Linked DNA regions of Homo sapiens: regions 1, 2 and 3 are each linked to region 4. Evidence: chromatin loops called from intact Hi-C (ENCODE). Cell type or tissue: natural killer cell. All regions are shown on one strand. Region 1 overlaps FOLR1-AS1 (FOLR1 antisense RNA 1). Region 2 has its middle 8.4 kb from the start of FOLR3. Region 3 overlaps LRTOMT (leucine rich transmembrane and O-methyltransferase domain containing). Region 4 overlaps RNF121 (ring finger protein 121).

The links. Peaks named below come from ENCODE experiments on the same cell type or tissue, not always from the same donor. Only the 100,000 strongest peaks of a DNase experiment are listed, where the experiment ranks them.
Region 1: it touches region 4 in a loop (9-fold over the local background); 11 of 110 quality-filtered maps call a loop at or near these places.
Region 2: a loop joins it to region 4, with 14 times the contacts of the local background. A loop is called at or near these places in 32 of 110 quality-filtered maps.
Region 3: it touches region 4 in a loop (4-fold over the local background); 37 of 110 quality-filtered maps call a loop at or near these places.

Annotation. Positions count from the first base shown.
Region 1 is chr11:72,179,414-72,187,413 of GRCh38, reverse strand. The region is part of intron 2 of FOLR1-AS1 (FOLR1 antisense RNA 1); the gene reads left to right. Among named protein-coding and RNA genes, the nearest start is that of FOLR1, 8.7 kb to the left of the region's middle. In natural killer cell, CTCF peaks have their summits at 3,618 and 3,820 (motif pointing right); a DNase peak (open chromatin) is centred at 3,813.
Region 2 is chr11:72,140,155-72,148,154 of GRCh38, reverse strand. No RefSeq gene overlaps it. Among named protein-coding and RNA genes, the nearest start is that of FOLR3, 8.4 kb to the right of the region's middle. RefSeq lists silencers at 1,264-1,464, 5,499-5,699. In natural killer cell, CTCF peaks have their summits at 3,744 and 3,948 (motif pointing right); a DNase peak (open chromatin) is centred at 3,974.
Region 3 is chr11:72,086,588-72,094,587 of GRCh38, reverse strand. It overlaps LRTOMT (leucine rich transmembrane and O-methyltransferase domain containing), which reads right to left. Exons shown (of 9, transcript NM_001145310.4): 2 at 6,208-6,291; 3 at 5,423-5,559; 4 at 887-1,092. It overlaps LRRC51 (leucine rich repeat containing 51), which reads right to left. Exons shown (of 6, transcript NM_145309.6): 2 at 6,208-6,291; 3 at 5,423-5,559; 4 at 887-1,092. The coding sequence starts at 5,504. Among named protein-coding and RNA genes, the nearest start is that of LRTOMT, 9.7 kb to the right of the region's middle. RefSeq lists an enhancer at 3,230-3,389. In natural killer cell, CTCF peaks have their summits at 2,962 and 3,164 (motif pointing right); a DNase peak (open chromatin) is centred at 3,127.
Region 4 is chr11:71,974,611-71,982,610 of GRCh38, reverse strand. All of the region lies in intron 3 of RNF121 (ring finger protein 121), which reads right to left. Among named protein-coding and RNA genes, the nearest start is that of IL18BP, 20 kb to the left of the region's middle. RefSeq lists an enhancer at 4,451-4,550. In natural killer cell, a CTCF peak has its summit at 4,660 (motif pointing left); a DNase peak (open chromatin) is centred at 4,690; H3K27ac peaks cover 287 bases.

The DNA of each region.
Region 1 (8,000 bases), 200 kb before region 4:
AGCCTGGGCAACACAGCAAGACTCCGTCCCCCGCCCCCGCAAAAAAAGAGAGAGACAGGGTCTCACTATATTGCCCAGGCTGGTCTCGAACTCCTAGGCTCAAGCAATCCTCCCACCTTGGCCTCCCAAGGTGCTAGGATTGCAGGTGTGAGCCACCATGCCCAGCCAAGACTTAACCTTAAAATGCAGTCTTAGGCCTGGCATGGTGGCTCGCGCCTGTAATCCAAGCACTTTGGGAGGCCGAGGCGGGCGGATCACGAGGTCAGGAGATCGAGACCATCCTGGCTAACATGTGTTATGGTGAAACCCTGTCTCTACTAAAAATACAAAAAATTAGCCGGGTGTGGTGGCGGGTGCCTGTAGTCCCAGCTACTCGGGAGGCTGAGGCAGGAGAATGGCATGAACCCGGGAGGTGGAGCTTGCAGTGAGCCAAGATGGTGCCACTGCACTCCAGCCTGGGTGACAGAGCGAGACTACGTCTCAAAAAAAAAAAAAAAAAAATGCAGACTTAGGCTGTACACATCAAAAGGCGAAACATAGGACACAAAGGCACTTTGTGTGCCGCCTCTCTAAATTGGCCAGAACCACCCCATGGTTAATAGGAATTGATCAGGAAGGAATGCTTTGTGAGCTGGTCAGCTGTCATATCAAAATCACAAAAAGAGGCCGGGCCCAGTGGCTCATGCCTGTAATCCCAGCACTTTGGGAGGCTAAGGCAGGTGGATCCTTTGAGCCCAGGAGTTTGAGACAAGCCTGGGCAACACAGCAGAACTCCATATCCACAAAAAAATACAAAAGTTAGCTAGGCATGGTGGTGTGTGCCTGTAGTCCCAGCAACTTGGGAGACTGAGGCGGGAAGATCACTTGAACCCAGGAGGCAGAGGCTGTAATGAGCCGAGATCATGCCATTGCACTCCAGCCTGGGTGACAGAGCCTGTCTCAAAAAAAAAAAAAAAAAAAGAGACCCTGTCTCCAAAAAAAAAACAAAAACAAGAACAAAACAAAATAAAAACACGAAAAAAAGAGGGACGTCTGGCCACAGCATCAGGTGGTTGAAGTTGAAATCAGCAGGATTCTTCCATCTGTTTTCCAGGACTGGTTTCTTCTTAACTGTTAGGAAAAAAGTCGGTAACAGTAAGGAAGAGGGTGTACTGGGGTGTGACCAGCCTCCTGTCTTATCATAGCCAAGAAACTTAGATTTTGAAGTTTTTGTGGGGTCTCCTTGGCCAAGATGGGTTTGTTCAGTCAGTTGAGGGGGCTTTGATTTTCTTTTCTTTTCTTTTCCTTTTTTTTTCTGAGACAGAGTCTCGCTCTCTCACCCAGGCTGGAGTGCAGTGGCGTGATCTCGGCTCACTGCAACCTCTGCCTCCCAGGTTCAAGCGATTCTCCTGGCTCAGCCTCCTGAGTAGCTGGGATTACAGGCACCCACCACCATGCCTGGCTAATTTTTGTATATTTAGAAGGGACAGGGTTTCACCATGTTGGCAAACCTGGTCTTGAACTCCTGACCTCAGGTGATCCACCTGCCTCGGCCTCCCAAAGTGTTGGGATTACAGGTGTGAGCCACCGCACCCGGCGGGTTTTCTTTTTATTTCACATTTCCTCTTTTTAGCTGAGATCAGCCACAGGCAGCATCAATGGCAAAATTTGTATCATGTTGTTGCCAGGATGGTGAGGTTGCCTGCTCCAGGTCCATCCAGTCCTTTGGTGGGACCCTTGTGGCCAAGAGACTTATAGCCAATTGAACTCTGGCCAGACAGGAATAGAGGTGGGCAGACCTCAACCCCTAAGGTCTATCAAGCAACATAAAGGCCAAAAGGTAGGGCTACCAATTTAACTTGTCTATAAGATCTACGCATTGAGCCAGCATAATTCTGGTTTTAGCAGCAGACTTACAGCAGTTGGTTATACATATTATAGGTAATTAAATGTTAAGAAGAAAAGGTTAATGGAGACTATTACTATAACAAGGACTTGAATGGCATCTTGAAAGGAACTTCCCAGTGTGGTAGAAAGCCAACTAAATAGGTAATTGATGGGATCAGTAGTTCATACATCTTGTAACCATTTAGCTTGTTTGGAAATTCTTTTTTTTTTTTCTTTTTTCTTTTTGAGATGGAGTCTCGCTCTGTCGCCCAGGCTGGAGTGCAGTGGCACAATCTCAGCTCACTGCAACCTCCGCCTCCGGGTTCAAGCAATTCTCCTGCCTCAGCCTCCTGAATGCAGCCTCCTGATTACAGGCATGCACCACCACACCTGGCTAATTTTTGTATTTTTAGTGGAGACAAAGTTTCACCATGTTGGCCAGGCTGGTCTCGAAAGCCTGACCTCAGGTGATCTGCCCCCCTTGGCCTCCCAAAGTGCTGGGGTTACAGGTGTGAGCCACCATGCCCGGCTGAAAATTATTTCTGTATGAATTTCTTTTCCTTTTTTGAGACAATCTCACTTGGCACCCAGGCTGGAATACAGTGGCGTAATCTTAAATCTCCACTCTCTGCAACCTCCCCCTCCCAGGCTCAAGCAATTATTGTGCCTCAGCCTCCTGAATAGCTGGGATTACAGGTGTGTGCCACCATGCCCAGCTTTCTTTTCTCTTTTTATTTTTATTTTTTGAGACAGAGTCTTTCTCTCTCTCCCAGGCTGAAGTGCAATGGCATGATCTCTGATCACTGCAACCTCCGCCTCCCAGGCTCAAGCAATCCTCCTGCCCCAGCCTCCCAAGTAGCTGAGACTACAGGTGTGTGCTACCATGTCCTGTTAATTTTTGTACTTTTTGTAGAGACAGGGTTTCCCCATGTTGCTCAAGCTGGTCTCAAACTCCTGAGTTCAAGCGATCCTCCGGCCCCAGCCTCCCAAAGTGCTGGGACTACAGGCATGAGCCACTGGGCCCAGCCCTGTATAGTTTCTACTTCACTTGAAATGTTGATGTAAGTGCCACAGATCTTAGGGACCACCACACAGACTCTTCCCTGTTTGGCTAAGAGAAAATCTAAGGCAATTAAATTATCTATTACTACTTGAGCCAGGGAATTCAGAGACTTTGTTGGGCTGGAAGGCTTTGTGCAGTATCTCCAGCTACCTGTTCAATAGTGGCAGATAGTTTTGAATGTGCTGGTCAAGTTTTGAATTAGACTCCTTCAGTTTTGAATTAATCTCATTTAAGGAGGTTATCTGAGATTCCTGTGTTTAGAACTCTCATAATACCACTTAAAAATGGTCTCCCATGGGAGGATTCCTTGAGTCCAGGAATTTGAGACGAGCCTGGGCAACATGGTAAAACCCTGTTTCTACAAAAAAATTAAAAATTGAAAATAAATTAGCAGGGTGTGCCGGTGCATGACTGTAGTCCCAGCTACTTGGGTGGCAAAGGTGGGAGGATGGCTTGAGCCCAGGAGGTCGAGGCTGCAGTGAGCCGTGATTGTACACAACGCTCTAGTCCCCGTGACAGAGTGAGACCCTGTCACACACACACACACACACACACACACACACACACAAAAGGGCCTCCCATTGCTTCTCAGAGGTCTAGAACTCTCTCTGTTCTCATTGTGCCTACTAATAAACGAATTGAGGCATGTCAAACGTTCTGTCAAAAGATCTCCATTTTGGCATATAAAGCTTTTAATTGTTCCAGGTTAGCTTTTTCTAGGATCCCAAATATTCACAAGACTTTTTCTCATAATTCCGAAACATGTAACTTCCTGATGGCAGCTGGTCAGGGACTGTCTGTCCCCTTAGAACCTAGGTTCCCCATAACAGCATTTACTTAAAGACGTCCCTGCGAGTGCCACTAGAGGGCAAGCATCCTCACCAAACCTGATGGGCCGGATGAGTCAGGCTGAACTGCCCCCAACCTCCCCCACTAGAAACCCAACACAGCAAAGATAGCCCTTGCAGGGTCTGGATGGAGAGGATCAGAGAAAAAAAATGAAGTCTCTGAAATGTCAACCTAAAACCAGGAGATCTTAGATCAGGGAGAGCTTACCCACCTTCCTCCCAAAGCTGTCAGGGAGACAACTGAGCTGTCAATGGCTCCACCAGCCACCAGTGCATTCACTCACGCTGCGGGGAGCCTGGGCTGCTCTGTGGATCCTACTCTTGTCTTCAATTATATTGGCTTAAAATCACAAGATCTTTACATTTAGAAAGGAGAGCTTTCTTTCTTTCTTTTCTTTTTTCTTTTCCTTTTTTTTCTTTCTTTCTTTTTTTTTTTTCAGACACAGTTTCACTCTATCGCCCAGGTTGGAGTGCAGTGGCACGATCTCACTGCAACCTCCGCCTGCTGGGTTGAAGCGATTCTCATGCCTCAGCCTCCCGAGTAGCTGGAATTACAGGTGCCCACCACCATGCCTTGCTAATTTTTGTATATTTAGTAGAGACAGAGTTTCACCATGTTGACCAGGCTGGTTTCAAATTCTAGACCTCAAGCAATCCGCCCGCCTTGGCCTCCCAAAGTGCTGTGATTACAGGTGTGAGCCACCTCGCCCAGCCTAGGAGAGCTTTATTTCTTATGATGTGCAGGCTGGGAAGTGGAGTGAGGGTAGAACAAGGGTTTTATGCTAAAAGAGTTGGCTAAACATACATATTTAATAGGTTTTAGGAGAATCTATGAATATTTGTGATAGTTGCACACATGTGTACTAAGCAAACATACATATTACATATGTCCCATATTCCCTTTGGAGTGGAGACATTAAAATGCAGTTGATACCGGGTGCAGTGGCTCATGCCTGTAATCCCAGCACTTCAGGAGGCTGAGGCGGGTGGATCACCTGAGGTCAGGAGTTCGAGACCAGCCTGGCCAATATGGTGAAACCCCATCTCTACTAAAAATACAAAAATTAGCCGGGCATGGTGGCAGGCGCTTGTAGTCCCAGCTACTCAGGAGGCTGAGGCAGGAGAATCCCTTGAACCCAAGAGGCGGAGGTTGCACTGAGCAGAGATCGCGCCGCTGTACTCCAGCCTGGGAAACAGAGTGAGACTCCATCTCAAAAAAAAAAAAAAAAAATGCAGTCAAATTTGCCTCTGTATGTCAAAAGGGGAAACACAGGACCCAAGCACTTTGTGTGCTGCCTCTGTAAACCAGCCAGAACTGGTCCATGGTTGGGAGTCATTGATCAGCCAGGAATGTTTTGTAAGCTGATCAGCTGTCATGTCAAAATCAGGTAAGGAAAGGGAATCTGGCAGTTGGTTGAAATCGAAATCAGTGAAGGAGTCTCCTGTTCTTGGTTTTCCAGGGCTGGTTTCTGTTTAGCTCTTGGGAAAGAAGCCTGGTAACGGTTCGTGAGGAAGCTATCATCACGGCCAGGAAACTTGGATTTTAAAGTTTTTCCGGGGTCTCTTTGGCCAAGAGGTGTCCATTCAGTTGTTTGGAGGGTTGAGGATTTTATTTGTATTTCCCAGAGGGTTGAGTCCTCTTAAGACCTCAGCAGGTAGAGGCCTCTGGAACCCTCAGGCCTCTTTCCTTCTTTATACCCCAGTGCTGATGGGAGAAGGGCAGGCAGGTGTCTAGGAACGCCTGAACACGGGAGCTCCTCTAGATGGAGCTCCTGCCCTCTCATCCACTGCCCATGGCTTGGGGGCTGATCATGAACTGAACTTTATGGCCCCTCCACTGCAGGAGTGAGACCTGCTACCTGAGGCAGTTCCCTAGGCCATGAGGGCTTCAGAATAATACCAGCAAATGGAAGGTTGGGTTGGAGGTCAAGTTCAGTTCCTCTGGTAAGTCCTCACCACTTGTGGAGTCTCAGAGCCCTGCTCTGAAGGATGAGGTGGTGCGCCTATCTGGAGTCTGGGTGCTAGGGCCAGCAGGGAGGGACAGTCAGGCAGTCAGCTTGAACCAGTCCAGAGAGTATCTGCCTGAGCTGGAAGCTTAATACCACAAGGTTAACCATTGGCATTCCTTCTAACCCCAACCCGAAGGCTGCCCTAGGACCAGGCAGATAACAGGAAGGTGTTTGGCTCACAGAGGTGGAGACTCTGGGCTTCAGGAAGCAGGAGAGGGGCCTCAGAGTGGGGAGGAGAGAACCCTGAGGTCTTCCCTGAGTGCCAGCCTATCACACATGCAATCTCACCTCACTCATCTTCCCAGCTGCAGAAACTACTGATCTCAGTCCGATTCTAAGCCTGCCTTCTTTCACCTAGCAGTTGCAGGAGAGAAGCTCTGTGAGGGGCCCACAGGGCACCGTCCTAAGGAATGCAGATCCAGTGTTTCTTCTTTGGCCTTAACCGCTGCCCACTCCCCACATAACTTCTCTCTCAGCCACCCTGGAATTCTGCTCGCACTTCTATTACCTCTAAGCCTTTGCACTTGCTGAGACCTGTCCACGGAATGCCATTCCCCGTGCTGTTTTGTGCTTGGCAAACACTCCTTTGGAAGCCTTCCCTGACCTCTTTGGGCTTCAGCAGAATAACACCACACTCTGTGCTTCCCTCTGTGAAAGCCTCATCTCCTTGTTCTAAGAGTCACTGGTTCTCAGAACTGTCTGTCCCCACCAGACCTTGCAAGGAACTCAATTCCCTTTCTGTTGGCTGAGACCAGCATGGGCCAGTGAACTGGATGCTCAGAAGGACTTGTTGACTGACAGAATGGATGCAGCGATTCCTTAACTTACTGAGCACATTCTCGGTGCCAGGCACTGACCCAGACTCTGGGGATATAGCATAAAATGACACAGACACAGCCCTGCTTTGGGGAGAGTATGTTTTGTTAGGAGAAAGGCTGACAACAAACACAGTAGACAAAAATCCACGCAAGGGCACAGAATGATGTGATGAGAAATCAGCTGGCTGGGTGGCTTCTTTAGGCTGAGTGGTCAGAAGTCATTTTAGGGGGGAATTGTAGGTTATCATCTAAGTGGCCACAACAGGTCAGTCTGCAGAGGATTAATGAAAAACATTTCAGGCACGCAGAGGAGTTGCTGGAGCAAAGACCCCCAACATGAGAAGTGTGACTGGAGCTCATTTATGGGGTGGTGTGGGGAAGATTTGGCTTGAGGGCTCAAAGGAGGGGCATGGTCTTCTGTGCTAATTTGAAGAAGTTTAGTTTTTACAGTTGATACCACTGGAAAGCATTGAAAGATTGGTGAAAGAGCTGTAACATAATAAGACACATTTCGGTTTTGTTTTTACTTTTTTAAAAAAGGTCCATCAGACAGTGGAACATGTAGGTGGAAGTGTGCTGATGAATAGAGTATCTATAGTCCCCAGTCTCTCCCTACAACATATTTATTACTTACAAAGGGGAAAGTGTAGTGGAGAAACCTGGGAGACATGATCTCAACCAAAAGATCAAAGTTAACCTCACCAGGAATGGGCAAACCCCTCACCACGTGCCTCCTGTTACGATGCATGGAATAACTGTGTAGGGTATTCGTGCCCAAAATGTGTAACCTCAGTGAATCATGAGGAAACAAACCCAAATGGAGCAGTATTCTACCAAATAACTGGCCTGTGGCTTTCAGCAATGTCAAGATCATAAAAGAACCCCATTCCTTCCAATGCCCATCAGTATGTGACTGAATTCAGTGTGATGTACACATAGAATGGATTATTACCTAGTAATTTAACATCTCAATAGGTCAACATGGAAAGATCTCAGAACAATGGCAGATGAAAACTGGACTGAGCTGCCCTTTTCCCCACCTGTAAGATGAGCAGAAAACCAAAGTTTGATGGCATACTGTGTTGACAAGGTTGTGGAGAAACAGGCACTCTCTCTCTCTGTTTTTTTTTTTTTTTTTTTGAGACAAGGTCTCGCTCTGTCGCACAGGCTGGAGTGCAGTGGCACAATCACAGCTCATTGTAGCCTCAACCTCTCAGGGCTCAAGTGATTCTCTCACCTCAGCTTCCCTGGTAGTTGGGACTATAGGCACACACCACCATGCCCAGCTGATTTTTTTAGTTTTTTGTAGAGATGGGGTTTCACCATGTTGCCCAGGCTGATCTTGAGCTCCTGGGGTCGAGAGATTCTCCTGCCTCAGAATCTCAAAGTGCTGGAT
Region 2 (8,000 bases), 170 kb before region 4:
TTACACAAATAATCAGGCCAAGTATAATAAAGCAAATCAGTCTTACCATGATTTGTCTTTAGTAAAAATGTGAAACCAAAAAGAGAAAAATTATGTTTCAGCTGGACGCGGTGGCTCACACCTGTAATCCCAGCACTTTGGGAGGCCGAGGTGGGCAGATCACGAGGTCAGGAGACCAAGACCATCCTGGCTAACACGGTGAAACCCCTTCTCTACTAAAAATACAAAATAATTAGCCGGGCGTGGTGGCAGGCGCCTGTAGTCCCAGCTACTCGGGAGGCTGAGGCAGGAGAATGGCGTGAACCCGGGAGGGAGAGCTTGCAGTGAGCTGAGATCGCGCCACTGCACTCCAGCCTGGGTGACAGAGCGAGACTCCGTCTCAAATAATAATAATAATAATGATAATAATTAAAAGATGGATTTGGACAAAATGCAGAAATAGCCAGCTAGAAGCTTGTCCAACCTATAGCCCTCAGGCCTCATGTGGCCAGGACAGCTTTGAATGTGCCCCAAAACAAATTCACAGACTTTCTTAAACTTTCTTATTCTTCCAATGTGACCCAGGGAAGCCAAAAAATTGGACACCCTTAAGCCAGGAGTTTACCATGGGTTCACAATTCCTTATTCAAAATCTTTGGAGTCACATGTTTCAGATTTAAATTCTTTTAGGATTTCATAAAAGGTGATACAGAGATAATACGATTTGCAAAGAGACCAACTCCCAGGAGATCCCAGCTTGTATCCTGCAATAGTGAGCTGTACCTGAATCTTGGACAACCTGGGAAGTATCAACTTAAAATCACCAGATGTATACACTTGGAAAGAACACTTTTACTAATATTGTGTTGTAACCTGCAGGCTGGGAAGTGGAGCCTCTGGCTGAGATGGAAAGCAGGCACTTTGAGGGAGGAGAGGTGGGACAGGAGTTTTATGCTAAATAGGTTAGCTAGTATACTTATTAATAAGTTATAGGAGGAGCTATGAATATTCATGAAAGGGAGTCACATGCATGTATACTAAGCAAACATACATGTTACATACATCCTGTGTTCACTTTGGGGTGGAGAGTTAACAGTAATTATTTTTATATTTGTATTTTGTTTTTAATTAAAAAAATAGAGACAAGGTCTCACCATGTTGCCTAGGCTGGTCTTGAACTCCTAGGCTCAAGCAATCCTCTTGCCTTGGCCTCCCAAAGTGCTAGGATTGCAGGCATTGAGCCACCATACCCAGCTGAGACTTAACATTAAAATGCAGACTTAGGCCATACACATCAAAAGGTGAAACATAGGACACAAAGGCACTTTGTGTGCAGCCTCTGTAAACCAGCCAGAACCAGCCCATGGTTAACAGGAACTGATCAGGAAGGATAGCTTTGTGAGCTGGTCAGCTGTCGTGTCAAATCACAAAAAGAGAGTGAAGTCTGGCCATGGCATCAGGCAGTTGAAGCTGAAGTCAGCGGAGGAGTCTTCCATTCTCTGTTTTCCAGGACAGGATTCTGCTTAACTCTTAGGAAAAAAGCCTGGTAACAGTAAGGAAGAGGGTATACTGAGGTGTGACCAGCCTCCTGTCTTATCATAGCCAGGAAACCTAGATTTTAAAGTTTTTCTGGGGTCTCCTTGGCCAAGAGGGGTTTGTTCAGTCAGTTGAGGGGTCTTTGGATTTTCTTTTTATTCCACATTTCTTCCTTTTAGCCAAGATCTGCCACAGTCAGCATCAATGGCCAAATTGTTTGTACCATGTCGTTGCCAGGATGCTGAGGCTACCTGCTCCAGATCCATCCAGTCCCTTGGTGGGACCCTTGTGGCCAAGAGACTTACAGCCAATTGAACATCTTGGCCAGACAGAAATAGAGGTGGGCAGGTACTCATCAACCCCTAAGGTCTATCAAGCAATATAAAGGCCAAAAGGTAGGGCTACCAATTTAACTTGTCTATAAGTTCTATGCATTGAGCCAGCATAATTCTGGTTTTAGCAGCAGACTTACAGCAGTTGGTTATACATATTATAAGTTATTTATTTATTTATATTTACTTTTTAGATAGAGTATCCCTCTGTTGCCGAGGCTGGAGTGCAGTGGTGTGATCTCGGCTCACTGCAACCTCCGCCTCCCAGGTTCAAGCAATTCTCCTGCCTCAGCCTCCCGAGTAGCTAGGATTACAGGCACATGCCACCATGCCCGGCTAATTTTTGTATTTTTAGTAAAGACAGTGTTTCGCCATGTTGGCCAAGCTGGTCTTGAACTCCTGACCTCAAATGATCTGCCCACCTCCCAAAGTGCTGGGATTACAGGCTTGAGCCCCCATGCCTGTCCCATATTATAAGTAATTTAAATGTTATGAAGAAAAGTTTGATGGAGACTATAATTATAACAAAAACTTCAATAGCACCTTTTTTTTTTTTTTTTTTTTTTGAGATGGAGTCTCACTCTCACCCAGGCTGGAGTGCAGTGGCGTGATCTCGGTTCACTGCAATCTCCGCCTAGCAGGTTCAAGCGATTCTCCTGCCTCAGCCTCCCAAGTAGCTGGGATTACAGGTGTCGCCACCACACCCAGCTAATTTTTTGTATTTTTCAGTAGAGACGGGGTTTCACCATGTTGGCCAAGCTGGTCACAAACTCCTGACCTCAGATGATCCACCCGCCTCAGCCTCCCAGAGTGTTGGGATTACAGGCATGAGCCGCCACGCCCAGCCTTCAATAGCATCTTGAAAGGAATTTCTGTTTGGTAGAAAGCCAACTGAACAGATCATTGATAGGATCAGTAGTTTTATTTCTTGTAATCATTTAGCTTGTTTGGAAATTCTTTCTGTATGAGTTTTTCTTCTTTTTTTTTTTTTGAGACAGAGTCTTGCTTTATCAGTTTGGAATGCAATTGCGTGATCTAGGCTAACTGCAACCTATGCCTCCCAGGCCCAAGTGATCCTCTTGCCTCAGCCTCCCAAATAGCTGGGATTACAGGCATGTGCCACCATGCCTGGTTAATTTTTGCAGTTTTTGTAGAGATAGGGTTTCACCATGTTGCTCAGGCTGGTCTCAAACTCCTGAGCTCAAGCAATCCTCCCTCCCCAGCCTCCCAAAGTGCTGGGATTATAGGTGTGAGCCACTGTGCCCAACCCTATATGAGTTTCTACTTCACCTGAAGTGTTGATGTAAGTGCAACAGGTGTTATGGGCCACTGCACAGACTCTTCCTTGTTTGGGTAAAAGAAAATCTGAAGCAATTAAATTATCTATTACTACTTGAGCCAGGGAATTCAATTTGTTGGGCTATAAGGCTTTTTGCAGTGTCTTCAGCTACCTGTCCAATAGTGGCAGATAGGTTTGAATATGCTGGTCAAGTTTTGAATTAGACTCCTTCAGTTTTGAATTAGTCTCATTTAAGGAGGTTATCTGAGACTCCCAACTGTGTTTAGAGCTCTCATAATAACACTGAAAAATGGTCTCCCGTGGGAGGATTCCTTGAGTCCAGGAATTTGAGACCAGCATGGTCTATAAAAAATTAAAAATTGAAAATAAAGAAATTAGTGGGGTGTGGTGGTGCATGCCTATAATCCCAGCTACTTGAGAGGCAGAGGTGGGAGGATGATTGAGCCTGGGAGGTCGAGGCTGCAGTGAGCCATGTTCGTGCCACTCCACTCCACTCCCCATGACAGAGTGAGACTCTGTCTCAAAAAAAAAAAAAAAAAAAAGACCTCCCATTGCTTCTGAGAGGTCCTGAACCCTATTGTGCATGCAAATAAACTAATTTAGGCATGTCAGACATTCTGCCAAAAGTTCTCCATTTTGGCCTATAAATCTTTATATTGTTCCAGGTTAGCTTTTTTCCAGGATCCAAAATATTCACAAGACTTTTTCTCATAATTCTGAAACATGCATGTTCCTGATGGCAGCTGGTCTGGGACTGTCTCCTTAGAATCTAGATTCCCCAGAAAAGCATAAGACATTCCTTCGTGTGCCACTAGAGGGCAAGCATCCTCACCAAACCTGATGGGCTGATGCGCCGGATGAGTCAGGCTTAACTGCCCCCAACCTCCCCATCTAGAAACCTGGGACCAACAAAGATGGCACTTGCAGGGTCCGGATGGAGGGGATCAGGGTAAAAAAATGAAGTCCTCGAGATCTCAATTCAAAAGTGAGAGATCTTAGATCGGGGAGAGCTTACCCACCTTCCTCCCAAAGCTGTCAGGGAGACAAATGAGCTGTCAATGGCTCCACCTGGCACCTGTGCATTCACTTAGGCTGGGGGAACCTGGGCTGCTCCATGGATCCTACTCTTGTCTTCAATTATATTGGCTTAAAATCATAAGATCTTTACATTTGGAAAAGAGAGCTTTATTTCTTTTGATGGGTTGCAACCTACAAGCTAGGAATTGAAGGGACAGGGGTTTTACACTAAATCAGTTGGCTAAACATATATATTTAATAAGTTTTAAGAGGATTTATGAATATTCATGAGAGTTGCACACATGTGTACCAATAAAACATGTTAAATATGTCCCATATTCACTTCGGGGTGGAGACATTAAAATGCAGTTGAATTAGGCTCTGTATGTCAAAATGTGAAACACAGGACCCAAAGCACTTTGTGTGCTGCCTCTGTAAACCAGCCAGAACTGGTCCATGGTTGAGAGTCATTGATCAGCCAGGAATGTTTTGTAAGCTGATCAGCTGTCATGTCAAAATCAGGAAAGGGAAGGGAGTCTCGGAATTGGTTGAAATTGAAATCAGTGAAGGAGTCTCCTGTTCTTGGTTTTCAGGGCTGGTTTCTGTTTAGCTCTTGGGAAAGAAGCCTGGTAACGGTTCGTGAGGAAGCAGGTGTGCTGAGGTGTGAGTGACCTATCATCACGGCCAGGAAACTTGGATTTTAAAGTTTTTCCGGGGTCTCTTTGGCCAAGAGGTGTCCATTCAGTTGTTTGGAGGGTTGAGGATTTTATTTGTATTTCCCAGAGGGTTGAGTCCTCTTAAGACCTCAGCAGGTAGAGGCCTCTGGAAACCTCAGGCCTCTTTCCTTCTTTATACCCCAGTGCTGATGGGAGAAGGGCAGGCAGGTGTCTAGGAACGCCTGAACACAGGAGCTCCTCTAGATGGAACTCCTGCCCTGTCATCCGCTGCCCCTGGCTTGGGGGCTGATCATGAACTGAACTTTATGGCCCCTCCACTGCAGGAGTGAGACCTGCTACCTGAGGCAGGCCCCTGGGCCATGAGGGCTTCAGAATAATACCAGCAAATGGAAGGTTGGGTTGGAGGTCAAGTTCAGTTCCTCTGGTAAGTCCTCACCACTTGTGGAGTCTCAGAGCCCTGCTCTGAAGGGTGAGGTGGTGTGCCTATCTGGAGTCTGGGTGCTAGGGCCAGCAGGGAGGGACAGTCAGGCAGTCAGCTTGAACCAGTCCAGAGAGTATCTGCCTGAGCTGGAAGCTTAATACCACAAGGTTAACCATTGGCATTCCTTCTAACCCCAACCCGAAGGCTACCCTAGGACCAGGCAGATAACAGGAAGGTGTTTGGCTCACAGAGGTGGAGACTCTGGGCTTCAGGAAGCAGGAGAGGGGCCTCAGAGTGGGGAGGAGAGAACCCTGAGGTCTTCCCTGAGTGCCAGCCTATCACACATGCAATCTCACCTCACTCATCTTCCCAGCTGCAGAAACTACTGATCTCAGTCCGATTCTAAGCCTGCCTTCTTATACCTAGCAGTTGCAGGAGAGAAGCTCTGTGAGGGGCCCACAGGGCACCGTCCTAAGGAATGCAGATCCAGTGTTTCTTCTTTGGCCTTAACTGCTGCCCATTCCCCACACAACCTCTCTTAGCCACCCTGGAATTCTGCTTGCACTTCTATTACCTCTAAGCCTTTGCACTTGCTGAGACCTGTCCATGGAATGCCATTCCCTGTGCTGTTTTGTGCTTGGCAAACATTACTCCTTTGGAATCCTTCCCTGACCTCTTTGGGCTTCAGCAGAATAATACCACACTCTGTGCTTCCCTCTGTGAAAGCCTCATCTCCTTGTTCTAAGAGTCACTGGTTCTCAGAACTGTCTGTCCCCACCAGACCTTGCAAGGAACTCAATTCCCTTTCTGTTGGCTGAGACCAGCATGGGCCAGTGGACTGGATGCTCAGAAGGAATTGTTGACTGACAGAATGGATGCAGCGATTCCTTAACTTACTGAGCACATTCTCGGTGCCAGGCACTGACCCAGACCCTGGGGATGTAGCATAAAATGACACAGACACAACCCTGCTTTCGGGAGAGTATGTTTTGTTAGGGAAAAGGCTGACAACAAACACAGTAGATAAAAATCTGCACAAGGACATAGAGTAGTGTGATGAGAAATCAGCTGGGTGGGTTTGTCAGTTTGAGTGGTCAGAAGTCATTTTAGGGGGGGATTGTAGGTTGTGATCTAAGTGGCCACAAAGTGCTAGGCTGCAGAGGATTAATGAAGAACATTTCAGGCATGCAGAGAAAGAGTTGCTGGAGCAAAGACCCCCAACATGAGAAATGTGACTGGAGCTCATTTATGGGGTGGTGTGGGAGAGATTTGGCTTGAGGGCTCAAAGGAGGGGCATGGTCTTCTGTGCTATTGTGAAGAAGTTTGGTTTTTACAGTTGATACCACTGAAAAGTATTGAAGGGTTGGTGAAAGAGCTGTAACATAGTAAGACATGTTTAAGGTCCATCAGCTACTAGAACATATAGGTGGAAGTGTGCTGATGAATAGAGTATCTCTAGTTCTCCAGTCTCTCTCTACAACATATTTGCTAGTTACAAAGGGGAAAGTGTAGTGGAGAAACCTGGCAGACACAATCTCAAGAAAAAGATCAAAGTTAACGTCACCAGGAATGAGCAAACCCCACACCACATGCCTCCCATTATGATGCACGGGATAACCATGTAGGGTATTTGTGCCCAAAACGCATAACCTCAATGAATCATGAGGAAACAGACAAACCCAAATGGAGGAGTATTCTACTAAATAACTGGCCTGTGGCTTTCAGCAATGTCAGGATCATAAAAGAACCCCATTCCTTCCAATGCCCATCAGTAGGAGACTGAATTCAATGTAATGTACACCTAGAATGGATTACTACCTGGTAATTTAACATATCAATAGGTCAATATGGAAAGATCTCAGAACAATGGCAGATGAAAACTGCACTGAGCTGCCCTTTCCCCACCTGTAAGATGAGCAGAAAACCAAAGTTTAATGGCATAGTGGGTTGACAAGGTTGTGGAGAAACAGGCACTCTCTCTCTCTCTCTTTTTTTTTTTTTTTTTTTGAGACAATGTCTTGCCCTGTTGCCCAGGCTGGAGTGCAGTGGCATGATCATAGCTTACTGTAACCGCAGCCTGCTGGGAGTCAAGCGATTCTCTCACCTCAGCCTCCCTAGTAGTTGGGACTACAGGCACACACCACCATGCCCAGCTGATTTTTTAGTTTTTTGTAGAGTTGGGGTTTCACCATGTTGCCCAGGCTGATATTGAACTCCTGGGCTCAAGAGATTCTCCTGCCTCAGCCTCCCAAACTGCTGGGATCACAGACATGAGCCATCACACCCAGTGGAGAAAGAGGCACTCTCATACTTTGCTGGTGGGGGAGGCACATTGATACAACCCCCATAAAGTTGTAACTCTCAAAATTATATGTACTCTTGACCCAATAATCCTTTCTGGAATTTAAGTATAACATTCCACTAAGTAAAAGATTGTTAATTGCAACATTAGTTGTCATTTTTTTTTAAAAAGCAGGTCAGGTACAGTGACTCATGCCTATAATCCCAGCACTCTGGGAGGCCAAGGAGGGAGTATTGTCTGGGCACAGGAGTTCAAGACCAGCCTGGGCAATATATCAAGATTCCTGTCGCAAATAAATAAATAAATAAATAAATAAATAAATAAATAAATGGAAACAAGGCAAGTGTTCATCAAGACCCTCCTCCCCACCAATATCTCCACCCAGCCCACATCACTAAAGAAACTCTCTTCCCAACTTGAAGCCCAATAACTCATC
Region 3 (8,000 bases), 110 kb before region 4:
AAGAAGCTTTTAAAATACTGGTTAAATTGAGATCACCACACCAGGGGAATAGTGTCCAAGTCATGCTCCAGCTCCTTTCCCCTCTTAGGGATCTTGGACTAGAAAAGGCCAAACTTTATTTCTTAAAACTTGAATCTGAGTTCACAGAAAGTAAGTGCTGTACTTTATTGACTACCTCTTCCACAGGAGAACCCAGCACAGGTCACAGTGGGTGCGCAGTGACAGTTAGAATTTTACTTCAGCCTCTGATGTACCAGTTGTTTGTTGGTTTTCATGTATTTTCTTTTCTTTTTTTTTTTTTTTGAGACGGAGTCTCACTCTGTTGCCAGGCTGGAGTACAGTGGCGCAATCTCGGCTCACTGCAACCTCTGCCTCCTGGGTTCAAGTGATTCTCCTGCCTCAGCCTCCCGAGTAGCTGGGACTACAGGCGCCCGCCACCACGCCCAGCTAATTTTTTGTATTTTTAGTAGAGGCGGGGTTTCACCATGTTGGCCAGGATGGTCTTGATCTCTCTTGACCTTGTGATCCACCCACCTCGGCCTCCCAAAGTGCTGGGATTACAGGCGTGAGCCGCTGTGCCCGGTGGTTTTCATGTATTTTCATTCAATCCTCACAAAACCTTTATGATACTGGCATATTATCCCCATTTTTCCGACAGGGAGGCTGCAGTTTTGAGAGGTTAGGTAGCTTGCTCAAAGTCACAGTCAGTAAGAGGCAAACCCAGGATTTGAACCTACATCTATCTGTCTGGCCCCCTAGCCTTGTGCTTTGGACTGTACCATGCTGCCTCATTACTTCCTTGATAACATGTAGGAGTGGAGAGGTTGGGGGCTGAACAAAGTGGCTTCAGGCTCCCCTGACTGGATTCCTACTGTTAGGAACTCACAGGGTCAATGGAAGTCAGGTCATTAAAGGACAGGTCGATCCAGGCCAGGTTCTCTGGGTGCTCCAACAGCTGTGAAGCCACCTGGTTGAAGTCTCTCAGATCATTGAGAACATTGTTATTCAGCCACAGGGACTGGGTCAGTGATTTCCCCGACTTTGAACGCTTCAGTGGTCGTAGTCCTGTCCTTGGCTCCTCATTTACCAGATCTGTGGGGACAAAGTGAGACTTGGGTATCATCTTTGCTTTTTTGGCTTTAGGGGGTGGGAAGGGACAGAGCTGGAAAGATTAGCCATCCAGGCTGTAGCTGGAGGGTCTGGAAGGGCCATAGCCCTGTGCCTGAGTCTAGTGCAACCCTGTCCCACAGCTTCCAGCAATCAGTAAGTTTAGACTAAGGGCCAGAGACTTCTATCTCAAGCTCTTGGCTTTCCAGGTCACATGGACTTCTCATGTCCACTGTACCACTGGGTCTTTTTTATACCAAACCAGTGTGGGGTTGAGGAAAACTAAGAACCAGAATTGTTGGGCTTGAGCTGAGTAGATGATAGCACAAAATCCTGAATTAACTACTGGTAAAGCCTATAGAATTCACTTCAGTGGAATACACTTTGATATCCTGTCTCTCTTTCCATGAATGTTGAGTACCTACAGTATGCCAGGTACTGGATATACAGTGATAAACAAAATGAGAGACAGTCTGTTCCAGACTTTGTATGAATAATAGGGCAGAGAGCAGACATTTGTGCCTTGGAGGAGCTTATATGGGCAAGATGGGAGCAAGCTGGCAACATGGTGTGATAAGTGCTATATAATAGTTGTAGCAGCACAGAAGAGAGGCTATTGACCCAGTATGGGAGCTCAGGGAAGTTTCCCAGGGAAGGTGAAGCCTGAGCTGAATCTCCATGGATTAGGGGATGTTTATCAGGCAAAGAAGGGTAAACAGGCAGGGAACAGCATGAAGAAAGGTATAGAGGTACAGAACAGCCAGGGAGTCTGGGGCGGGTTTGTGTGCCTGCACAAGTGCTTGCACGCACTGCACAAGGGGGACAGAGAGGAAAAGGAGGCAGGAATCCAGTCAAAAGTCTCAAATGTCAGGCTAAGGATCTTGGGCTTTACCCTGTGTGTAATGGGAAGGCACTGGAGTGTTTAAAGCAAATGATTCAAATCTTTTATTTCAGAAAGATCACTCTTAAGTGTCAGTGTGGAATATGGATTTTAGGGAGTGAGTTGGACCAAATGACCAATTTGGCTGTTTGAGTCATCCAAGCAAGACATGAGAGGGCCCTACAATCAACATAATTTGGTTGACTGGATGTAAAGGTAGAAGAATATTAAAGGGTGGTTGCCAGTTGTATTAACTGGTAAGGAATTACAGAAGAAGAAATAGCATTGGGAATGTGATGAGTTCAGGCTTAGCTTTGGTGTATTTGAGGTTCCTGTACAAAAAGGTGGAGAAGTCAAGTAGGCAGTTGGAGATGAAGGTCGGAAGCTCAGGAGACACAGACTTGAGAATCATTAGCATAGAAGGCATACAAGTTAGGGAAAGAGATGAGATTCCTCAGGGAGAGTGAGGGTAGGGAGGAAGGTCAGGGAGGAAGAAGAATCCATTAGAGAAGTTAAATGATCAGGGAAAATCAGGAGAGGACAGTTTAAAGATGTTCAGGGAGTAAATAGTTTATAGTAGTAAGTTCCAGGGAGGTAAGGACTGAAAAGTAATTTTGGCAACTTAGAAGTCCCTGGTAACCTTGGTAAGGGCTGCTTCAGTGGAATGGCAAGGGCCTGGAGGCAGAAGCCAGATTGAAGTGAGTGAGTTCAAGAGTGAATGGAGGCTGGTTTCATGCCTGTAATCCCAGCACTTTGGGAGGCCAAGACAGGAGGATTGCTTGAGCCTAGGCGTTTGAGACCAGCCTGGGCAACATCATGAAACCCCGTCTCTACCAAAAAAAGAGTGAATGGATATAAGCAGTTAGCATAAACAACATCCTCAGAAAGTTTGGCTGAGGAGGAGAGAGAATAGGGAATAGGATTATGTTAGAACCCCGGTGTATGGAACACCCCAAAGCCTCACTCCCACTTTTTCAAAATGAGGTCCAGTTCCCATTGCTGCTAAGCCTTTGGTTCCCTAGTTCACCCCTGGGGAAGGAAGTATTTAGTATTTGCGGAAGCTAGCCAGCTTTCTTCACTCTCTTCTGCTCTCTACTGGAAGGACACCCTTTGCCCTTCCACCCCCACCTCTCCTCCTCCTCAGATGCAGGTCAGGCAACATCCACCAGATGGCTCTCTGCCTTAATCCTAGAGTGAGCAGGACCCACAATTGGGGCCTGGGGTTGCAGGAGGGTACTGGAACGGCGTACCCCAGCTCATGAATTCCTAATCCTGCTTCCCTCCCCATACCTCCTTAGAACCCTGAAACAGAATGACACAGATGAATCAAAATTAAGGTCAAAATAACCCCACATGAACTAGTGCCCCATGTGATAAGGTAGCAGCTTGGGGAATGCCACCAAGCATGGGGTGGAGGCCAAGCTCAGAGGGAATCACTGGTGGGACAGAGTTGCCTAAAACTTGATGCTGGCTGGAGCTGCTCTTACCAAGGATGGAGTGGTATATCCAGGCTGCCACAGGTTGCTGCTCCTCTCAGATTCCACCAATGCACTACACTGCCTAAGAATCTGTAAAGTTCCTTGTTCAGAGTAGGCCAAAGCAGGTCTGGAAGCTGGACCACAAATATCAATGCTTTGGGAACTGGGGAGCATTTAGCTCCAGGAAGATCTGGGAAACTATGTTCCTGTTTTCCTCTCTCTGAAAGGCTGCCATGTAGCTCTTGCCATGTGTCAGAATACAAGTTAGTTTGATTGAACTTCCCTGTGTCATCCCTCAACCACCAACTGGAAGGTGTTGGTAGGTGTATATGGTGGGGGACTTCCTTAACACTCTAGGTTTGTGAAAAGTTAGAGGAACTGGGTTGATGGTAGCACAGATTAGATGCCTTCCAAAGGCACTGCCGTTTCAGATTCTGTAATATTTATTCATTCACCAAATAGTGTGCCAGGTACCCCCAAACTCTATTGTATCCCTTAACCCCAGCTGTAAATAAGTGTTTCAGAAGCTCTGGGGAATCTGAAGGGACTCTGACCTTTTGGGCCTTTGATGTGCCTCACATACCTAGCAAGGAGCACAATACCTGGCATATACATATGACGCACACACACACACACATATATAAATGCTTTTAGTAAGTGCTCAGTAAATATTGAACGGTTGAATGAAGGATGGGCCATCTGTACCATTTACGTTTTGTGATGTAGAGTTACCCTTGGTACTGCTTGTCTCTCTCCCAATTCTGAGGACTCCATAGAGGGCAGAGCTACACCTCCTCCATCAGAGTTAGAAATTCCCATGATAGGTAGGAGGTATACTTCCTTCCCACCTCTGTCATTGCACCTGTCTTAGAGATAGTTACTATTGCAGCTAAAACCCCTTGTGAAACATGGATTACATCAGAAGTGATGCAGTGCACAATAAAGATCACAGCAGGTGGCTGTGTGCTCGTGAGAGAACAAACGTGAGTTACCACTGTGGCTGATGATAACCCAAGTAGACCCTAAACCCAATCTAAGACTGGTGCTATTTGCCAGCTTCCCGAGCTTAAAGGCAGTGGCTACCAGTTGCCTGAGAGAAGACTAAAGCCAAATAATAGTTCTGAGATAGTGGATGTTAACGTGTATTCTGTGAGGACAGATGGACTGATGCTTTAATGAAAGACCAGATAACAAAAGCCAGGGATGGCAGAACTTCCCTAGGAAGAACGGATGACTCATTGGGAATATGACATGGCTGACAGCCTCCCTATGTTCCCTCCTGAAGGGACTAGCTACCCATTTACAAAGACATTGAATGGCAAAATGGGAGCGAGTGTGGACAGTGTTGGAACCTGCAATAAGTGTAGGTGATGATGGAATAAACTTGGATTTGGCTGGAATGAGTGTAAGAAATTTGTCAGTAAGTATTTAAACTGGAAATATGCCAGTTTGTAGATAAGACCCCTCATGTTTGGCCAGTCAGATTAGGCTTGTGTCTGCAGACAGAGGAGAAAGGTTTTGCCTACTTGCTGGGACTCCACAGGAGCCTGTGTTTTCCTCCTCTCTTCAGGTAAAAACAGGAGAATAAAACTATTGGCTGATAGACTGGCTTCCCAGTTTTCTTCCACTTGACTTTCCTGCTGTAGCCTGGCTTCTTTTAAAGATGATCAACTACTGTGATAGCCCCCTGTTTCCTTTCAGATTTGCTGCTTAAAAAAAACAAACAGGGGCACATGTTCTTAGGATCTCCTGGGGCTGTATCGGGGCAAAATCAAAACAAACAAAAAGACAGAAAAAAACCTCTCACTCTCCCCTACCCTCCAAAAGACAGTAACAACACATCTGCAAGCATATGGGAAGAATCTCTTTAGGCTTTTAAGTAGATTATGGTTTCTTCCTAGGGACCACACTGGGCCTGCTGCCTTAGTGAGTGGAGTACTGTGCTCTGGGGGCTGACCTTGAATGACGTGGATGCTTCTGAAGGAGTAGTCAAGAGGGGGCTCCTGTACCGAAGTGTTCATATAGTCCCGTTTGTTCATAGTTCAGGCCATCATTCAAAGGTGCAAGCAGGTGCCCTGGGAGTCTGGGTTCAGCCTGGGAGGACAGAGAAAGACCAGTGTTTCAAGTACACCGGCTTTCAGGTTTCCCCATAGTCCTCCATCCCTGCTTTCTGTCCTCTACTACTCTAGGCCTGCCTGGCTGTATTTCCATTTTAAGATATGAAATCACTCTTCCTTGCATCCTTGCATGTATAGAGCACTTTCTACTTCTCAGAGCACCTTCACATCTCTTAGAACTCATTTGAGAATCGAACACCCATTTCTTTGTCTGGAAAATGCCAGATGAAGAAACTGAAACCCAAGGGGTAAAAGGACTTGCCCAGAGTTAAGCCAGTGAGTCAGTTGTAGACTGCAGTCATAATCTCCTGAATCCTACTCTGAGACCTTTTCTGTTACTCTACAGTAGTTACTGTGGAGACTGTCTTGATACCCACCCTCTGTTGACATCAACTGGGCTATTCTATTGCTTAACAAATCCTTGAGGGCCTGCACCGCATCTGGTTGGTGTCTCACCACCCCTCTCAGTCTGGCCCAGCTGGGGATTTGCCACCTTCTCCGCTTGGCTTCTCTGCCAGCCCCATTACCTTTCCATCCAAATACCCTACTTTCAGCCCTATCCTGAATGTAGCCATACACATATAAACATACACACACACAAAACCAGAGTCTACCTCTCACTCACCTGTCACTGATGGCTGAAACTCCACCATTAGGCATTCATTCCTGTGGGTTCAGGGATTGTTTCCGGTTAAAATGGAAATACTCCCTGACAGGGATGAACACAATGTTGTTATCAGTCACTTGCAATGTGGTGTGAATTGTCTTATCAGATCGTTTCCAATTTGTTAGCTAAAGTAAAGCTGAGGTTTTTCTGGAGACAAGGGAGAGCCATGAGAATACTACTCACCTGGGATGAAGAGAGCTGACAACACACTTTACCAAGGGGTTTGTATGTGAATCACACAAGCAAAAGACAAATTGACAAGGATAAGGACAAGAACTTGCCCCAGTCGACCTCCCCTTTCTCATTCCATCCACTGCTGCCACCTTTGTATTATTATTTGTATTACTTCACCTGCTTTCCAAAAGGATTTCAGGTTTACAATAATAACACAGTCATAAAACAGATGATTTGCAGAATAGTGCCATCCACTAGAAATATAATGTCACAAATGCAAGCCATATATATAATTTAAAATTTTCTAGTAGCCAAAATAAGTAAAATGAAGTGGTGAAATTAATTTTAATAACTTAATTTTACCCAATATATCAAAAAATCATTCAATATGTAATCAATATTAAAACTTACTGAGATATTTTACACTTACAGCACATCCCAATTTGGACTAGCCTACCTGTCAAATGTACGTGACTAGTGGCTACCATACTGGACAGTGCAGATTAGAAAGTTAAAAATGGAAGAGAAAGATCAGAAACTAGATTACAGGAAGAGAGAGATGTGCCAGGCACTTTAAGAATCTAAGCCTACATTTAGCTCTGAAATTCCTGGCAGCCAAAGCAAAAAGAGAAACCTTGGGATTGCAGTTCTCATCATTGGATTCAAAGGATAAATTAGTTTGCAGAGACAATGAAATTGGCAAACAACTTTAAAATGGAATTTATTACTCGGGAGGCTGAGGCAGTTGGATTGCTTGAGCCTAGAAGTTGGAGGTTGCAGTGAGCTATAATTGTGCCACTGCACTCCAGCCTGGGCGACAGAGCAAGACCCTGTAGACCCTGTCTCAGGAAAAAAAAAAAAAAAAAAAAAAAAAAAAGAATTTCTGTTAAAAACCAAGGACCTGATATCTTATAATTCAGTTTAAGCCTAATACAGTTCATGTAAATTCCTTTTTTGGCAATTTAACATATACATGGATCAAGTTTAGTAGGTTTAGAGGAAAATGAATGTCTTGTTCTGAAAAAATAGCAGTACCAGCTGAGCTTTGGGGAGGTGACAGATTGAGTCACTTCACAGCTTAATTCTGTTATGAACTGGTCCCATGGGCATGGATTGTCAATTAGGGAGACTTGAATCTTTTAGATATTAAATCTACAGGCAGACAACAAAGAACACATTATTCTTTTGTAAAAATAGAGGAACCTGGCTGTCTACTACAGAACTAGAGGAACCTAGCTTAGATAGAAGCTCATCCCACTTCAGCACCTACAGCAGATTTGATACCTTTGAGCAAGATTGGATACTTTTCTCAAAGTAAATACTGGGTTGGTACCCCAGAGTTATGCACCACTGAACATGGATTTTAACTTAAAATACTTAAGGGCAGATTTTTACTGTTAGTTTTCTTGACAGAGCAACCCAGTGCAGTTCCTAAAGACTTCTGATTTTGTGTAGCACCAGCTCCTGTTGCATTTTCTGAATGGATTAGTATTAAAAATGGAGCCCCAAGAAGCTGGTTAAATTTTTAGCCTTCTGCATTTAAGCTGTAGCCCAGGCTGTGAGCTAGTATCGCATCT
Region 4 (8,000 bases):
GAGACTTAGGACCATATTTGACTCCTCCTCCCTTTCATCCCTCACTCAACTATCTCTTGGATATATTCTTTCCTTTCCATTTGAGCTCTTGCTACCACTTGGCTGGCTGACTGCAATGAGCTCTTTCTTAGTCTCCCTGCATTCAGTGTCCATCCTTTTGAGGAGTGCCAGAATGGTATCTCGAACACGAAATCTTCACCATGTCATTTCTCTGCTTAAAACCCTTAAACAGTCAAAGGATAGGATCCAACATTCCTTTTTTTTTTTTTTTTTTTGAGATGGAGTCTTGCTCTGTTGCCCAGGTTGGAGTGTAACGGTGTGATCCTGGCTCACTGTAGCCTCTGCCTCCCAGGTTTAAGCGATTCTCTTGCCTCAGCCTCCCAAGTAGCTGGGATTACAGGCGCGTGCCACCACGTGTGGCTAATTTTTGTGTTTTTAGTAGAGAGGATCCAACATTCTTAGCTAGGCTGTCAAATCCCCCATGGTATGGCCCCGACCTACTATTTCGAGGGCCATCTACCACTCCCCAGGCCTTTAAGTCAGGTTGTCCCCATCAGGTTGTCCTTCCCACCTGCCTGCCTTTCTGCCTGACAATATCACATCCAAGACACACGAAGCCTTCCGTCTAGTCTCCTTTCCAGGCAGAAAGTGCTTTCTAGTGCTCCAAACGCATTTTCTTTTCTAACATTATTATAGTGCTTATCTAGAGTATGCGGCTGGGCTTGAATTCATTCTCTACCTGTATGTAAGCTCCTTGTGGGTAGTGACTGGGCCATATTCCCACTTCCTCTAAACTAGAAAACTGTTGGCATATGATATGTCCTCAATAAATTCCGATAAGTAAGAGGAAAGTAAAACTAGAGTAGGACTCCCTCAGAGAGAGGCACATTTCTGTTTTAAAGAGTGCCTGTTTTACTCTCCCTCCTTCAGAGCCTTCCCTCAGACTTGTTAGCTGAAGTTTTTTAAAGGCATAAAACAATTCTAACTCTAAGACAGAAATTTGAAGTCATCGCTAGTCTTCTCTCCAATGCCTCCTAACTCCCTCCTCAACCACCCTTCTGTCACTAGATGTCATCCTTCTCCAGTGAGTAGCAGGTATAAAAAAAGATAGCAAATAATACATAATGGAGGTTTTCTTCCTGATGCCATCAACAAAATCAAAGAATATTTTTAAAAAAAACAACAACAAAAAGAGAGATATAGAGAGGAAAGAGCGGCTAGTTTCCTGGCATTCTATAGCAAACTAAGAAAGTATTTACTCGGCTGGCCGTGGTGGCTCACACTTGTAATCCCAGCACTTTGGGAGGCTGAGGTGGGTGGATCACAAGGTCAGGAGATTGAGACCATCCTGGCTAACACAGTGAAACCCTGTCTCTACTAAAAATACAAAAAAAATTAGCCGGGTGTGGTGGCAGGCACCTGTAGTCCCAGCTACTCAGGAGGCTGAGGCAGGAGAATGGTGTGAACCCAAGAGGTGGAGCTTGCAGGGAGCCGAGATCACACCACTGCACTCCAGCCTGGGTGACAGAGCAAGACTCCATCTCAAAAAAAAAAAAGAAAGTATTTACTCTTAGGGATTTCTAGACCAGTGCTATCCAAACGAAATATCATGCAAGTCACAAACATAGTTTAAAATCTTCTAGTTACATTTTTAAAAAGGTAAGAAGAAACAGGTTTTCATTTCAATGATATATTTTATTTATTCCAATACATACAAAATATCTCAATATGTATTCAAGATTAAAATTATTTATGAAATGGCTTACTTTTTTTGGTACTAAGGCTTTGAAATCAAATATCTATTTTACATTTACAACAGACTAGCTACATTTCAAGTAGTCAGCAGCCACATGGGACTGATGGCTACCATAATAGGTAGTGCAGCTTAGAGCAGTTTTAGTGTTTAGTTGTCTGTAGCTACCATTCTCTTATAGATTTCTCTGTGGCAAGAAAAAGCCTTAGATGGCCAGGCGTGGTGACTCACACCTGTAATCCCAGCACTTTGGGAGGCCAAGGCAGGTAGATCACCTTAGGTCAGGAGTTTAAGACCAGCCTGGCCAACATGGTGAAACCCCGTCTCTACTAAAAATACAAAAATTAGCCAGGCATGGTGGCGGGCACCCATAATCCCAGCTACTTGGGAGGCTGAGGCAGGAGAATCGCTTGAATCCGGGAGGTGGAGGTTGCGGCAAGCTGAGATCGCGCCATCGCACTCCAGCCTAGGTGACAGAGTGTTAGACTCCATCTTAAAAAAAAAAAAGTGTCATTTTACAGGAAAAAAGAAACAGTGAGAAGAGAACAGAACAGAACAGAGAAAAGGGTAAGCAGAACCACTTTGCTTTAGAGGTTCCCATTCTGTGTACCCGAGGGTACTGGCTGCTGGTCCATGAGCCTTGAAGCCTCAATAACAATTCACTACATAGGAACCCACAACTGACTCTCTGAATGAAGCATTCTAAAACAGTCTGACCTTACATAAAAAGTGTGGAAGCACCAGGATGTACTAACAAATGGCTACCCAAATAATGCCCCAGGTGTCATTTTCTAGGAGACACTAGGAGCACCAGGAAAAGACATCACAACAAACAACTGCAGATTATTTAAATTTGGGGAAAACGCAACCCAACTCATGAAACTAAAAGGGTGGCATATGGAAAGAAGGGCTGGAAGGTTTTGGTCTTCATGCTATTCGCTTTAACAGGCTCATGGGGCTGTTTACAAAACAGTAGGCCCAGAGAATAATTAAATCACATAGTCTGGTCACATTTGTTCTCTCTGAGAAAAAAACAGAAACTCCTGTTCTCCTGCCAGTTTTTCAAAAACTTGGCTGTTGCATTAAAACAACCAGCCTGCGCTAAGATCCTCTTTCCCACTTTCCACCAATCATCAATAGCATGTTCTGAGGAGGAATGTGAATCAAGGTAATTTTCTCTACATGAGCTGCAGCTCTGTACATTCTGGGTGAGGAGAGAAGCAGAGATCCTGGATTCTATTCTGAGTTGGACAAAGACACAATTAGGAGTAAGTCGGGGCATGAGGAATGAAAAATCTTGCTTTGTTTTGTAGTTTTTGGGCTTGAAATTTTAGGATGAAAAAACTACATCTAGAGATATACATCAAGTACGTAAAGCTATATCAAGTCACATCGAGAGAAAGAAAAAGACTGTGTGTGAGAAAAAAAGAGAGAACAAGAGGAGAGAGAGAAAGGGAGAAAAGGGGAGACAGAAGGGAATTTAGAGACAGGATTAGGCTTTCTGAAACCAGATGGTGGAGTAGAAGCCCAGTAAACCGGAGTTCTAGTTCCATTCTGCCTCCAACTCAATAGGTCACCCTAAGGAGGTCCTCCGTCCTTTCTTGGAGGAAGGGATTGGCTTGATTTTTCAAACCACTTCAAGTTCTAACAGGCTAAGTTTCTATCAACTAGCTCTGTATCCCAGACTTCCTAGGAGAGTAGAGGCAGTGTTCACCCACTCACTCATTCAACCATTAAGTATTAATTTTGCATTTAATGGGAAAAGGAGTACAGAAATAAACATGACCTCTAGTCCTCTAGGAGTTACCAGGCTAGCTGCAGGAAAAAGATCTAAATCAAACCCTAATTTCAATGATTCTGTTAGCCTTCAGACCATTTCTAGAAGTCCAAATAGGAATCATTAAAGAATGAACAAAATGAAATGATACACTGAAATGATCAGAAATTTTAGAATTAAAGCTATCTAAATATGAATCCCAATACAGCTAATTACTGCGTTAACTTAGGCAGATCGTTTAACTCTGAAAAGCTTCAGTTCTCTAAACTATGGTAAAATGGGGTTAACAGTATCTATTCTCAGAAGGTTGTATGGGTTAAATGAGTTAAGGCATGGAAAGCACTTACAACAGTGCCTAATAATGTCAGCACTTGTTATAAGCAGTGTAGTAAATACAAGCATTTGATATAATAGTTCTTATATTTAAATGGAAGTAATATGTATAAAACAAGTGTGATGCATAATTCATAATAAGCGCTCAGTAAATGAGAGCTCTTATTATGGCTTTTGCATGATTAAAAATGCATTAAGTCACACATACAAAGGAGCAAAGACCAGAATGAGGCAACCAAAATAACTGACATATGAAAAGTGATAAGGTTATAAGCAATTTCTTATTAATGTTTAATTGTCCTTTCTAGGAAAAATAAATTATCAGAAGACACAAACCAAGGATTTGAGGCCATTTTCAGGTCCCCAGGCCATCTCCATTAGGGAGTGAAAGCCAACTTCTGCTTGGGGCCTAGAAAGCAGCTGCTGGTGGAAGGACCCAGTTCCTGGGGAGGGGCAAGGCAGAGGAGCTGAGTGAACAGAACAGTCTACCATGTGATAAAAGGGGAAGTTACCTGGTTTCTTTATTTGGTTTAAAATTTCTACTGTAGGCCGGGCATGGTGGCTCACTCCTGTAATTCGAGCACATTGGGGGGCTGAGGCAGATGGATCGCTTGAGCCCAGGAGCTTGAGACCAGCCTGGGCAACACGGTGAAACCCCACCTCTTAAAAAAAAAAAATACAAAAAATTTTTTTCAGTTTCTACTTTAGAATTTATTGGCATTTTGCTTGGTAAATATGTTTAAACTTCATTAAGGAAGGCATATAAATGGCTAAAAGTTATGCAGAACAATTGCAGGGCCTCTAGTGCCATCTCGTGGCAACATTTATGGAGACACATTTGGTTCACTAATTTGCACACTTGTGCCTGATGCTGTGGAAAGCATGAAAGCCTTGGCCCTCCAGGACTTGGCTAATGCGATATAAACACATGAATTAGGTGGCCAGTACAAAGCATCAAGTACGGACATGGGAATTCAGTGGAAAGATGAGGCAGGAGCTGTCAGGAAAACTTCCTGGAAGAGGCAGAGCTCTGGATGATTCTAAAGGAGGAATGGGTTTGGCCAGGTAGAAGGAGAAACACAAAAGCCATTCATCCTTCTCTCCCTGAATGTGCAAATACAAAGCTGAAGACTAGCCTGAAACTAACTCATGGATTCGTTCAGCAAACATTTACTGAGGGACAAGAATAGCAATATCCCGCTTATCCCTCCACAAGGCTAAAACAGTTGAGATGACGATGTTAGATGCTAACAGTAAGAGCTAGTCCACATTTAAACGGATTGCCTCTTAACTGAGAGCTGGAACCATCAGTAGAAGGTGTGTTGGTAGAGATGGAATCAACACTACCTGACAATTATTTCTAATAAGACAACCTCCAGATCCCTTTCATCTCAGAGAAACTAGAATTCATGAAAATAGATCATATCTTTCCCTGTGCATCAGGTGCCTTTCCAGTCCACAGGTGCTTGGCACTTTTGACTTTCAGGATTCTCATCTTACCACCTCTGCATCCCCTCATGTTGTAAGCTAGGGATCACCCTCCCACCATACCTGGCTGAAAAGCAATATAGTGGATGAAATGAAACTATAAGCCCAAGTAGTAGAATAAAGGTAGAGATCCACAGCTAATAGAACAATCAGCTTGAAAATAGGCTGAGAAATAGACTGCAGTCAACTGGAGGTAGGTTTCTGGGACATGCTCCATGGCTCTGCTCAATATTTTCATAAATGATTTGGAAGAAAACACAAAGAACCTCCCAACTGTGGACAGCACAAAGCTTGTGGGGAGGGAAAGGGAGGCAGTGAACATGGAAAATAGAAGAAATAAGATCAAAATGAAAAAAGTTTATTTCTAGGGTTCTTTTAGCCCTAACATTCCATGAGCTAATAAGCTGAAATGAAGAATCAAAACCACAAAATGAAACCTAACTACCAAAGTATAGAATGGGGAAGGAATGGCTTAATAGTAGCTCACATGAAACAGGCTTAGGGGTTTCAGTTGACCACAAATTGCCAGGGAATATATGCCAACAGGGCTGCTGCCAACACAGCCAAGACAACCCTGCTTAACTAAGAATATACCCAGAATGGGCCAGGTGCCGTGGCTCACGCCTGTAACCCCAGCACTTTGGGAGGCCGAGGCAGGCAGATCACGAGGTCAAGAGATCGAGACCATACTGGCCAACCAACATGGTAAAACCCCGTCTCTACTAAAAATACAAAAATTAGCTGGGCATAGTGGCGCACACCTGCAGTCCCAGCTACTCGGGAAGCTGAGGCAGGAGAATCGCTTGAACCCGGGAGGCGGAGGTTGCCGTGAGCCGAGATTGTGCCACTGCACTCCAGCCCGGGCGACACAGCGAGACTCCATCTCAAAAAAAAAAAAAAAAAAAAAAAAAAAAGAATATACCCAGAATGGAGGGGGCAGCAGGTCTACTGTTCTCTGCTCTGTTAAAGTATCTCTGGGACCCTAGGATCAGGGCTTGGGGCCACACTATACAAAGAACACTAACAAATAAGCATGGCCATAAGACAGCAGGCCATAAGAGAGCAGCTAGGATTATAATAAAAGGCCTGGAAACCAAATCACATAAGGAACAACTGAAGACACCAGGATATTAAGCCTGGAGAAGACTACAAGAAGGCTTCAGATAAATGATATCTGAAGAGTCATCCAGAGGCCCAATAAACAGACATATTCAGTGTAGTTTCTATGACCTAGTGAGACACTACACATTACTGGACACTCTACAAGGCAGAAACACGGTTGGAGTTGTTTCCCTCCTATCACACCTACACATAGTAATCCTTACCACATAAGTCAGGCCACTCCAATACGAATATATTTGCTAGACAGCTCTTTCCTGATGCTGACCTGAAAAATCTGCCTTTGTGTCACTTCTGTCTCTGGGTCCAACTCTTATCTTTCAGAGGAGCACAAAGTAAACTTACTCCATGTTTCTTATGACTACTCTTCTAATACCTAGAACTATGTCTTCTTTCCCATCTTTTCCACTTCAAGCAAACGAGTCAGTCAAGCAGTCATTTAATAAACATTTACTGAGCACTTACTGGATGCCATGCTAATGACTGGGGAATTCAGAGATGAAAACCAAAATCTCCTGAAGAACACAAGTCTACTGAGGAGAAACAAATAACCACAATTAAGTGCTTTAATGGAGTAAGGGCTGGTGACCAAGAAAATACAGAGGAGAGGCACTCCACTCAAAGTGGAGAACCCACCCCCCTCCAAGGAAGGCTGCCTGAAGGAAGCATCCTTTGATCTCTGTCTTGATGGCCAATAGGTCCAGATAGAAAAAGGCATCATGATGGGTGTTCCAGGATGAGGGGACATGGTATACTTGAGAAAAGACAACTAGTATTTGAGGAAGGTGTGAGAAATGAGCCTAAAGAGGTAGATGAGACTCAAAGGAGGCTGATAAAGATACCACAGCTACAAGTTTTTGTTATATTCTGAAGATAGAAGTTTTTCCTTCTCATAGAAAGTGAATTACAACCCCTTACCACCTTAGTCAGAATTCTCTAATTCCACATTCTAGTAATCCTAATATCTTGGTCTAAGAAAAATCTACAGTACTTTAAAGATTTCCAGGTAGGAGATTTTGCCACTCACCGGTTCCAGGAGGGAAAGCAGTTCAGGAGGTAGAGATGTGAAGAGATACTATATTTGGTAGTAGACACAGATGATGAAAGCTTCTCCCTGGAGAACTTCAAAAATAGGATGGATACTTTTCCAGGCATAAACTTATCCCTTCCCCTAACATCCCTGAAGGAGCTAAAGAGTAATGTTAGACTCTGAATAGATGATGAAAACTGAGCTACGCAGAAGCCAAAAGGCAAGTCTGGTTTGGGCTAGGTTTCCAATCCAGATTTTCTGTCTCTTAAGCTGCCTACCAATCATCATTCACTGAGTTTGTGGGGAAATCTGGAGAGGCTGGGGAGGCAAGATGATGAAGAGACTTAAGAGGAGGTTGAGAAAGTACCTGAGATCCAAGGAAAGGACTTGGGCAAAAGTCGTTAAATAAGGAAACTCAAGAGGATTAAAAACTTCTGACTATGGCAGAAATTGACAAAAATTTCCTGAAGCCTTTGAGAGGAACCTACAGAAAGAACACT